Regions from separate parts of the Mus musculus genome. Here region 1 is linked to region 2. Evidence: chromatin loops called from intact Hi-C (ENCODE). Cell type or tissue: gastrocnemius. All regions are shown on one strand. Links, peaks and the distances in the headings refer to the core of each region. The heading gives the core; the rest is flanking DNA.

The links. Hi-C counts contacts between places; a loop is a spot of excess contacts. Peaks named below come from ENCODE experiments on the same cell type or tissue, not always from the same donor. Only the 100,000 strongest peaks of a DNase experiment are listed, where the experiment ranks them.
Region 1: a loop joins it to region 2, with 4 times the contacts of the local background. A loop is called at or near these places in 2 of 42 quality-filtered maps.

The regions. Positions count from the first base shown.
Region 1 is chr4:57,118,085-57,123,454 of GRCm38, forward strand. All of the region lies in intron 1 of Epb41l4b (erythrocyte membrane protein band 4.1 like 4b), which reads right to left. Among named protein-coding and RNA genes, the nearest start is that of Epb41l4b, 22 kb to the right of the region's middle. In gastrocnemius, for the core only: a CTCF peak has its summit at 2,640 (motif pointing right); a DNase peak (open chromatin) is centred at 2,802.
Region 2 is chr4:57,268,125-57,273,494 of GRCm38, forward strand. Ptpn3 (protein tyrosine phosphatase, non-receptor type 3) reads right to left here. Exons shown (of 26, transcript NM_001384115.1): 2 at 1,899-2,053. The coding sequence starts at 2,036. Among named protein-coding and RNA genes, the nearest start is that of Gm12536, 29 kb to the right of the region's middle. In gastrocnemius, for the core only: a CTCF peak has its summit at 3,083 (motif pointing left); a DNase peak (open chromatin) is centred at 3,063; H3K27ac peaks cover 2,326 bases.

The DNA.
Region 1 (5,370 bases), core at 72-5,071, 150 kb before region 2:
CTAAAGTGTTAGCTTTGGACACCAGGACGTTCCCTTTATCATCTAATAGCACAGAAACAATGCCTTTCTCACTCAGAACAGCTCTGAAGGACTGACTTCTGACCTTGAACTAAAGTGTGATCATCCTTCATCCAGCAGAGTGAGACACCATGATGTGTAAGGGAACAAGCCCCCACGAGGACAGCCTTGGAGGGCCATAATAAGTGGACCTAGTCCCAACAGCCAAGTTACCAAGTTACCCAGTTACCCAGGAGTGAACACTTACATGTTCAAACCTTACATCTGACAGATGGGACAAACATTATCAGTAGGTCAGTGTGCAGGCAGCTACTTTGGAGCCTTCTGAGGACAATGGCCTTTCTGTCTGTCTGTCTTTCCTCCTCCTCCTCCTCTTCTTCTTTTCTTCTCACTCCAGGCCCACCCCACCCCACCCCCACTCTTGCCAGCCCAAAGATTTATTGATTTATTATATGGAAGTACACTGTCGTTGTCTTTAGACACACCAGAAGAAGGCAGCAGATCTCATTACAGATGGTTGTGAGCCACCATGTGGTTGCTGGGATTTGAACTCAGGACCTCTGGAAGAGCAATCAGTGCTCTTAACCGCTGAGCCATCTCTCCAGTGCACCCCCACCCCTGACAATGGCCTTTCTTAAGACTGTCTTGAACAGTCTGCTGCCTAGGACAGCCAAGCAAGAGACATGCTTTGTCCTTCTGCTCCCAAAATTTGAGAACTAAACATGAGACGCTGGAAAAACAAATGCTTAGGTGCTAAGAGCTCTATCACTTTAAGAAGTGCTTGGTTTGGAGGACTCCTATTGCTCGCTCACTCTTACACACACACACACACACACACACACACACACACACACACTTTTCTCCTCCTCCTCCTCTCTCCCTTTTTCCTCTCTTCCCCTCTCTCCCTGCCTCCTTGCTCTCTCTCTGCTCACTCACTCACTCCCTCTGCCAAGCAAGAGATAAGGCAAGGGGAGGAAGCCAACCTACCACTACACAAAAGAAAGCAAAAGTACAATGAAATCAACTGGTGCCCAGGGGAGCAGTAACATGCAACTACAGCGTGGATGTCTTCTATGTCAGAGATGGGGCTTGAAACAGGGCAGCCCTGTGAATCAAGTGTGGAAGTACTTTTGTGCACACACCTCTCCCCCACCCCCAACCCCGGGAATTCTGCAACTAAATAACTGTACATCAGTAAATATGTATGTAGCACATCCCCATGGAAACCAGCCAAGAAAACTGTGAGCTGAAAAAAACAAAGTTTTGCTGGATGTAGATGTCCCCCCAAACTGTGACGGCCCATGGGCCAAACGTGAAGAGTGCTATGAGCGCTACGGAGATGACTTAGCCAGCAAAACACCCGCCCTGAAAGTACGAGTTTGGATCTCTAGAACCCATCCATGTTAAAAAGAAAAAGAGAGGGTGTAGAAGGAGGGAAGGGGAGGGGAGGATAGGGAAGGGAGGAGAGAGGCCAGGCATCCATGCCACCTTAGCAGTGGGGTGGGGGTGTGGAATGTAGATCACAGAGACAAGTGGATCCCCGAAGCTCATTAGGCAGCCTAATGAAATTGCTGAGTTTAAGATTCAGTGAAAGACCCTTTTTTAAAAAGTTAAAATAAATAAAAAGTTGGGAGAAACATTATAGGAAAGATACCAGACATAAACTGCTGGCCACACACAAACACACACACACACACACACACACACACACAGAGTGAGGCATATTAATGCCACCTCATAACCAGCACCCCCTAAGCCCAGTCCCATTAAGAACCCAGCCTTCACTCCAACCACAACTTTCAACTTCACAGTTCACCTTCACAGGATCTTCACATCTGACTGGATACCGAGTAACGCGGGGCCGGGAGGACACGGGCTTGGGTTTTGAGTCCTGACTCCTGTTCAGCTCAGGTGGAGCCTGATGTCTAAGAGTTTTCTAACCAGTAAAGACTTCTCACAATTGCGTGAAGTCTGGTGATGAATTTATCAGGGCCTTGCCCCAGTTTACCCACAAGACACACCTAGGGGTGGCAGTAGCCTCACTCTCGGTAGCATGACTATCAGCAGAGGGTGGGGATGCATTTCTTGAGGTTACGTGACTGAGCAGTGTTGACCCTTCAAAGTCTTACATAGAAGCCTTGACCTCGGAATGTCACAGTACTTGGAAACAGGGCGTTTAAAAGAGTCAGGTTAGAATAAGGCTATCATGGTGAGCCCTAACCCATCCGTGTCTATAGAGAGCAGTCAGGCTGGTAAGATGGCTCATTAAATAAAGGTGCTTACTGTCAGACATGGTGACCTGAGTTCAGTCCCAGAACCTACATGGTAGAAGGAGAGAACTTATTCCCAATGTTGTCCTCTGACCGCCAAGTTTGCCCCCCTCCCCCTGTGGTGTGCATACCACACACACATTAAACACGTGCGAAAAAAAAGAAGAAAAGAGTAGAGAACAAGACAGGACAGGACAGGACAGGGCACAGAGAGACACAAGGGATGAAGATGCTCTGAGGAAAGTCCACCAGAAGACAGGGAAAGGGCAACAGGGGTAGCCATCCCCACCCAAGAAAAGCAGTGCTACCAGCACTGTGGTCTTAGCTCCATCACCAGAATGAAGAGTGCAGACTTCCCTGTTTAATGTTCCCAGCAGGTGGCACACTGCTTCAGTCTCTCTAGCCAACTGAGGGAGGGAGGGAGGGAGGGAGGGACGGGGCTTCCAGTTAGAGAAGGTTGGCCTCTAGGTCCCAAGGCCTACAGCCAGCAGAGTCAGACTCAGACCCTGCGCCTTGTAAGTTTGCTTCATCTGTAAAATGAAGCCTGTGCTGCCAAGGGGAGTTGGGGCAAAAATGAGGAAGCACACTCAGCACTGTCCCTGCTCCATGGGGGAGCGAGAACAGTGTCCAGGACCTCTCTACCCACCCCACTGTAAGCAAGGCCCTTCACTGCATGGCAGCCCTTAGGCGCTGGTGCTGAAGACAACAGTACACACAATGCCTACCCCTTAGGTCTCTGACACTCTGTAAACAAGAATGACACCAATTGTTACACTCAGAGTAATTACACTGTGTGTGTGTGTGTGTGTGTGTGTGTGTGTGTGTGTGTGTGTAAACAGCTCTAAAGGTTAATGAAGAGAAAAGTCAAGGAAACTTTTCCTTTAATACCACCTGTATTTCCAAAAGTCCTAAGACTATAACTGGGGCATCTTTATCCATTCATCGGATGCAGGCACACATAAACGAAGCTGGTTTTAAAGATGGGTTTTAACTTTTGATCTTTCTTTTTTGGGGGCGGGGTGGTGACTCCATAATTTTGTTGTTCATGCTATTTGGGGCCTTAGGGGGTGGTTTTTGTTTTTGTTTTTAATGCAGGGGCTAGAAAGGTGGCTCAGCTGTTAAGAGCACTTGTTGCTCTTGCGGAGGACCCAGATTCAGTCCCTAGCACCTACATAGCAGCTGGCAACTTCTTGTGACTCCAGCTGTAGAGCATCCTCTACCCTCTCTGGCTTCCAAAGCCACCGGCTACACATGTGGTGTACTTCCACACAGCCAAACACATAAAATAAGAATAAATAAATAAATCTTAAAAAAAAAAGTAGCCACGTATGGTTTAATCCTTTAATCCTAGCACTCAGGAGGCAGAGGCAGGTGGATCTCTTATGAGTTCAAGGCCCATCTGGTGTACGATGTAAGTTCCAGGTCAGCCAGGGCTACAGAGGGACAGCTTGTTTCAAACAAACAAACAAACAAACCAACAACAAAAACAAAAAGAGGAGAAGTCACTGCCTGTCTGCAGGGAGGCGGGAGGAGCTAGGCATGAAGCTTAGTGTCCAGTGGCCGAGCACAGAGGAGAAGCTCATACAGGTTCACATGGAGAAAAGGAAGGTGTGGGACTCAGTCTCCCCTCAGGTTTGGGTCTGCAAGAGAGGCATCAAAATGTCTCCCCAGGCATATGGTTTGCAGTTAACGTGAGCTGCTGTGATTAAGGCCTTGGCTGTAAGTCCACCATACCAAAGTGTGCTTTGCCCAGCCATTAAGTGGGGGGAAATACAGCCCACTCACATATGCATTTTTGTGAGGGACAATGGAATGCCAAGCAGGCCAGGAACTTGAACCAGGACTATTGTGAAATGTTCCTTTAAAATAGAATGCACATGTAGGAAATTATTTACAGAACCAAACACCTAAGAACAAATATAGTAACTGCCCAGGTTGGTCATAAACTAACCTCAACTTCCACTAGCTGGGGCAGAACACACCTGGAAAGGCACGAGTCCCCAAGGCTCTGGCACCAAACCAGACTTGAACCAGTCCCAATCCCATGCCTTCTAAGAAACTTAGAGTGTGCAAAGGAAGGGGAACATCGATAACAGGGTTGTCACACATTCTGAGCAACTTCTAATGGATGCTGCAGAGACCAAAAATTGATCACCAAGGGATGGGACGGGCTCACCACTCTGAGGCAAGGCAGAGTACATATCACGTTTTCCCAGTGTTTGATGAAAATCTAGAAATACAAATTTTTATATAAAATGGTTAGTATTGTTTTAAGACCTTGCTTAGACCTTTAGTTGCCTTAAAAAAAAAAAAGACTCAAGTGTGACATCCATAGAAAATGGACAGGTCCAGTTAAGGCACTCCCCAGTGTAGACAGCCTGGGAAGCCACCCTCTAGGACTTTCCCCAGTTTAACTTCGACCTGCTGGAGGCTTCCTTGTGCCTCTTCACAGGTTTCGTCCCTTCCTTCCTTCCTTCCTTCCCTCAGCACCACAGATTTATTGTGTCTGCTTTGAAGCCCATACCTAGAGAATCACAGGGTGTTTATCTTTCACTGGAGTGCAAGTGCGGGGAGAGCACCCTGGACTCCCAGCCCGGCCTGCATCCGTGAACAAAGGCACAGGTGGCACTTTACAATTGCAGAAGGAAGAGAAATGAGATCCAGTGAATTCCCCCTTTGTGTGCTCACCCACAGAAGAGAAAGACCTGGGACAGAGAACAGGGAGGAGATAAGGAGACTCGACGATGGGTGGCTCAGCGGTCAAAGTCGGCGGAAGGGAGGGTCTGTTTCCTGATAACAGGGATGGGCAAAAGACTGGCCAGTGCCAGAGGACAGTGGGAGAAGCCAAGGTTCTCAGTGCCCAGGAAAGCAGGAAACAAGCAAACGCAGATGACAGCCAGGAAGACTCGGAACAGCAGACAGGTTTCCAGGAAGGCGGGGTCAACAGAGGACTGGAGAGGCTGTTTATTTTACAGCTCCCCACCGGCTTTTCCGTGTTTGTCTTCCCTGCTCACTAGCCCACGGCCACCCTTAGGGATGCTGTGTTTTCCCTTTCTTAATCAACTGCCTCTATTTACACCAC
Region 2 (5,370 bases), core at 84-5,083:
TCGAATTCCAGGCCAGCAGGGGATAGATATACAGTGAGACTGTGAATGAATGAATGAATGAATGAATGAATAAATAAATAAATAAAGTGGGGGAAGAGAAATACAAAGAGGACAAACTAGACCAGGAAAACATGACAGAGAGCCCCACTGTCACTATTTGGCTCTATCTTCCAGGTACTGCCTTCTAGCCAAGCTCTCAAGACTGCTCTGCCCACCACCAGGATTTCTCTCAGGGACTGCTATGGTAGTCTATCAGTCCTCTTCCCCTCTGGCTACTTCAGACTGAGTGACCCTTGAGTCACGCCATGTCAGGCTGCAAGTCAGAGCTCTCTACGTTACCCCGTGTAGAAGCCAGCATGCCCGGGCTCCAGCTGGCCTCTCACCCCATCCCTGCTTGGAACCTCTCCGACTTCACTTATCTCTGGCTCTCTCCCCCCAGGGCTCAGGCCGTTCGTTCCCCGGGAACTGGCCTTTCACCATGTGGGTCTCAAGGCTTGTCAGGCTCAATGGCAGGCACCATCACTCCCTGAGCTATCTGCCCTTCTCCTTCTTGATAACAATAAGTGTTAACTCATCTTCAGAAGAGCAGAACATGGCCTTAGAGACAGGTCAAGAAGAGAGCCAGGCAGAGGGGAGGAAGGCTGGGAAAGGAGTCTCTGCTAATCACCGCCATTGTCTGCACCCCTGGGTCCTGTGTGCCGCTGAGAACATTCTCACATCCACTGTATGGGGCAGCTCCCCTGGCCATGGTTTAGAAGAACTAAAAATTGTCTTTTGCCTGAACCGAGATGACTAATAGTGGTGAGGAGACAGAGACAGAAACAGGGGGGTTGGAGGAGGGAAGGAGAGAAAGGGAGAGGAAGGGAAGGGGGGAGGTGACTGGGTAAAACCCCACAAGGGTGGTAGTACAAGTCTTTAACGCTAACTCTTAGCAAGCAGATGCAGACAGGCCTCTGTGATTTCTAGGGCAGCGTAGTCTTTATAGCGAGTTCAGGCCAGCCTGGACTACATAGTGAGTCCCTGTGGAAGGAGAAGGTAGGGTAGGGTAACAGTAGCAGCTACAGCAGGGGTCTGTCAGTTTTCATTAAGGTTTAAGTGCTATGGCCTTTTCTGGTCACCCCTCCCCAATTTTGTTTGTTTATTTGAGGCCCAGGCTGGCCTCGAACTTCTGCTGCTCTGGAGTCTACCTTCCGAGTGCCGAATCACAGGCCTTTATCATCACATCCAGCCCGGCTCCTCTATCACCATTCTCTTTCTCGGCACATAAAACTGGGGCACAGGTGACTTGGAGTTGACGCCATCAGGACTGAGAGACACAAGAAGTCCCTGGGCATGGGTGGTGGCTGGGTGCGGAGCCAGCCGAGGCAGCTGCCGTCCTTGCCTCTCATAGCTGCTTACATGAAGATCTGAGATCAAGGGCTCGGAGCAGGAGCCAGGCAGGACCTTTAGGATTCCTGCCACCCACGAGGCTGACCATCTCACAGAGCACAGCTGAGTGCCCAGTGCTATGCCAGGACACCCGGCCTGTCCTCATGGGGCTCACACTTTAGCAGGACACTTATATCCTAGGTTGCTTTTTTTTCTTTTAATGCTATTTTTAAAAACACAAAGTCACGTGGCTCAAATAAATCACGTACAGGACATAGTCATCCAAGGGCCAGCTCTGCCTAGGGGACTATTCGGGGAGGGGAACAACATCCCAGAGCCATCAACCTTAGAAGATGCCAACAGATTCACATCCCTAAGAAGAGACAGAAGCACAGCTCCCATGGCCAGCCCCATCTCACCGTGCCAGTTCTGAAATTTCAAGCTTTCCTTGTTAGCTAACAACCTCTTTTTTGTTTTGTAAACCAAGAACTGATTTAGGCAGAAAGAAAAAAAAATTATGGAGAACTTACGTTAACTTTAAAGGTCTGTACCAAGCCATCTAAAAACCGTATGCTGCAGATGACCTCGGATCGAGTTTTCTCTTTGGGCAATTCAGAGGTTCGGGTATTGTTAATTCTTCCACCCAACGCACGTAACCGGGAGGTCATAACGGCCGCCGAGTAACCTGCAAGATGAAGACACCTGTCAGTGCTTTCCAGGCAGGCAATCAGGCCTTACACAGCCCCTCGCAGGACGGCCTGGCTCCTCACAGCATCAGCTGCAGAACCTGTAGGTAGAGCAGGGTAACAAAACCATCTTTGCATTTCATTTTTGACTTTTGAGGTGTGCTAAGCTGGTGTTTCTCAACCTGTGGCCTCTTTGGGGAGGGTGTCAAACACACCTGTTCCCAGGGGTCACCTAAGTCCACTGGAAAACATAGAGATTTACATTACGATTCACAACTGTAGCAAAATGAATAGTTTTGAGGTAGCGATGAAGATAATTTCATGGTTTGGGGTCATCACGACATGAGGAACTGTATACATGGGTCAGTCACAGCATTAGGAAGATTGAGAACCACTGCTAAGCAGAATCTGTTGCTCAAAGATGCAATGCCACGTTAGGTCAAGGAAATACATACGTGGCTTATTTATCTGTTTGCCCTGTTATCTCTAAGGTAGTACCTTCTAATTTCCCAGAGGAAAATTCCTACCTTAGGTTGTTGTTGGTGGTGGTGGTTTTTTTTTTTTTTTTTTTTTTTTGGTTTTTTGAGACAGGGTTTCTCTGTATAGCCCTGGCTGTCCTGGAACTTACTTTGTAGACCAGGCTGGCCTCGAACTCAGAAATCTCAAAGGCTGGCTCTGCCCACCCCCCCACCCCCCGAGTGCTGGGATTAAAGGCGTGCGCCACCTCGCTCTACCTTAGGTATTTTTAAGTTTTGCAAAACTAAGCATGAAAGAAATATGTAAAACACACAAAAGCTGGTTAATAAGTTATGCTATATTAAAATTAAGAACTATTTCTTTGTAAAAAAATTTTTTTTAAAGATTTATCATATTTTGCCTGAAGAGATGGCTCAGCAGTTAGGAGCAGATACAGCTCTTGCAGAGGACCAAAGTTCTAGCTAGTCCCAGCACCTACATCAGGCAGCTCATGGCTACTTGTTAGCGTCAGCTCCGGTGGAATCAATACCCTGCCCTCTTCCGGCCGCTGAGGAAAATGCACATACACAGACACACTGAAAATAAAGGTGAAGCATTTCTTTTTTTAAAAATGGGAAGAAATGAGGTTCTTAGGCAATCGCTTGTCAAAGAAATGCAAAGTAGAGCCACAGAACGAGGACAGACGTAAAACTGAGAACAGTGTGGAAGGGGTTCAGCTATCCGTCTCTCTGAGATGCTGCAAGGAACATAAATTGGGGCTGAAGAGATGGCTTAGCGATTAAGAGCTCTGCCTGCTCTTCCAAAGGTCCTGAGTTCAATTCCCTGCAACCACATGGTGGCTCACAACCATCTGTAATGGGATCTGATGCCCTCTGCTGGTGCGTCTGAAGACAGTGACAGTCTATTCACACACACACATATACATACATACATATATATCTTAAATTAACACAACTACTTTGGCAAACTGTTGGGGAAAATCTCTACCAAGCTGAACACACCACCACGTTCCAAGATATGACAATCTGATTCCTAGGTATGTGTCCAATGAAACAACACATTTCATTCACAAATATATACGTACAAGACTCTTCATAATACCAGCAGATGGGAAGAGATCTAAATTCCAATCGGCTGAAGGATGGGTAAATCATGGCATGCTCAGATCATGCACCTGTATGTAGCCAAGCAGAGAAATGAATCCTTGCTGTGGGCAAAGCAGGATTTTCTTTAATGTTACTTTAATGGTTACTGTTAAGAAGCCAGGCACAATTCCAGGTACTGACTAGTGGCCGCTTCTGGATGGTCCTGAATGCTTTTGTATGTGTGCAGCGATGCCTACAAGTGAAAGCCAGAGGTCAGCAGAGGTTGCTGCTGTATGGCTTCTCTCCACGTTGGTTTTTTTTGTTTTGTTTTTACATCTTAAGATTGTGTGTGCTTGTGTGTGCCTGAGGAGACTAGAGGACAACTCGCAGGAGACCGGTGGCTCCTTCTCCCACGTGAGTGGGTCCCAGGGATTGAACTCAGATTGTCAGGCAGGGCAGACGCTTCGGCCTGCTGTGCCGCCTCACCAACCCCGACCCTCCGTCTTTAGCTGGTTTTACTAGAGAGCTCAAGAGTGGGAAGGCAGAATAAAGAGATTGGCAACTGAACACAAAGGCCGCAGCAGCATCCTGTGGATGCGCTCAGGGAGAACTTGAGACTAAGCGGTTTGGAGGAGGCGCAAATGCAGATGAAGGTTGAGGGGGGCTGTGCTCCCCCTCCCCCATGCTGTGCTCCCCCTCCCCCGTGCCGTGCTCCCCCTCCCCCAGGGTGTGCTCCCCCTCCCCCATGCCGTGCTCCCCCTCCCCCATGCCGTGCTCCCTGCTTTCTGACCATTCTACACACACACACACACACACACACACACACACACACACACATACACACACACACACACCACTCCCTGGGGGAAGCCTTCCTGGGTCTCTCAGCCAATGTGTTAGACTCTCAACTGTGCTCACTGTAATTCTGCACTTAAAAGTCATGATGTGGGTTTCTAACTTCATTTCCTACTACCAGCCTAGCTCCGTGAGGTCGGGTGCTACTCTGGCTCACTGGGCCTCTGACACTCAACACTGACGGGCAATCCGTTAAGTACGTTAAATAAACCAATAAATGCATGAAGAATTAAGCATCTCCCAGTCTTCCAGGCGATGCTCAAGCTATCCATCCAAGGTCCATCTGTTCTGGGGGACCAAGGCAGAGACACCCGGAGAGACAGCACCAGATACCAAGGCAGGACCAGATGTAAAGACCTAGGCAGTGGGAAGAGAGATGTGTCGCTCACCTGTGGGAAGGAGGGCAGAGCAGACCAGAGACTGAAAAAAAAAAAAAATCAAACGTCTGGGATAGCAAGGACCACAGACTAGGTACATAGGACGACAGAAGCTGTGCTTTGAGTCCCTAGCAATAAATTCAAGGTGCTCTAGGTAAAGTTCTATAACTAGCTCGGGACAGGAAACCTCAAATATTAATAATTTTTTTCCTGGAGACTGATAGTACTAAAAAAAAAAACAGGAAAAAAGAAGAAAGCTGACACACACACACACACACACACACACACACACACACACAGAGATTTCCACCCACTCACCCACCACCTCCACCATGCCCTTTTCAATAAAAATGTCACTGGAATCAGGGATGTACTTTCTGAGTAATACAAAAAGTTATCAAGAGACAACAAATGTCTTCCCGAATGCTTTATCCCACACGCAACTGAATATGTCAGCTCTGTCGCTGGCTTCTCCTTTAAGAATCCCAGGTGGACTGTGTTCTTTTAACATACAATAGCATA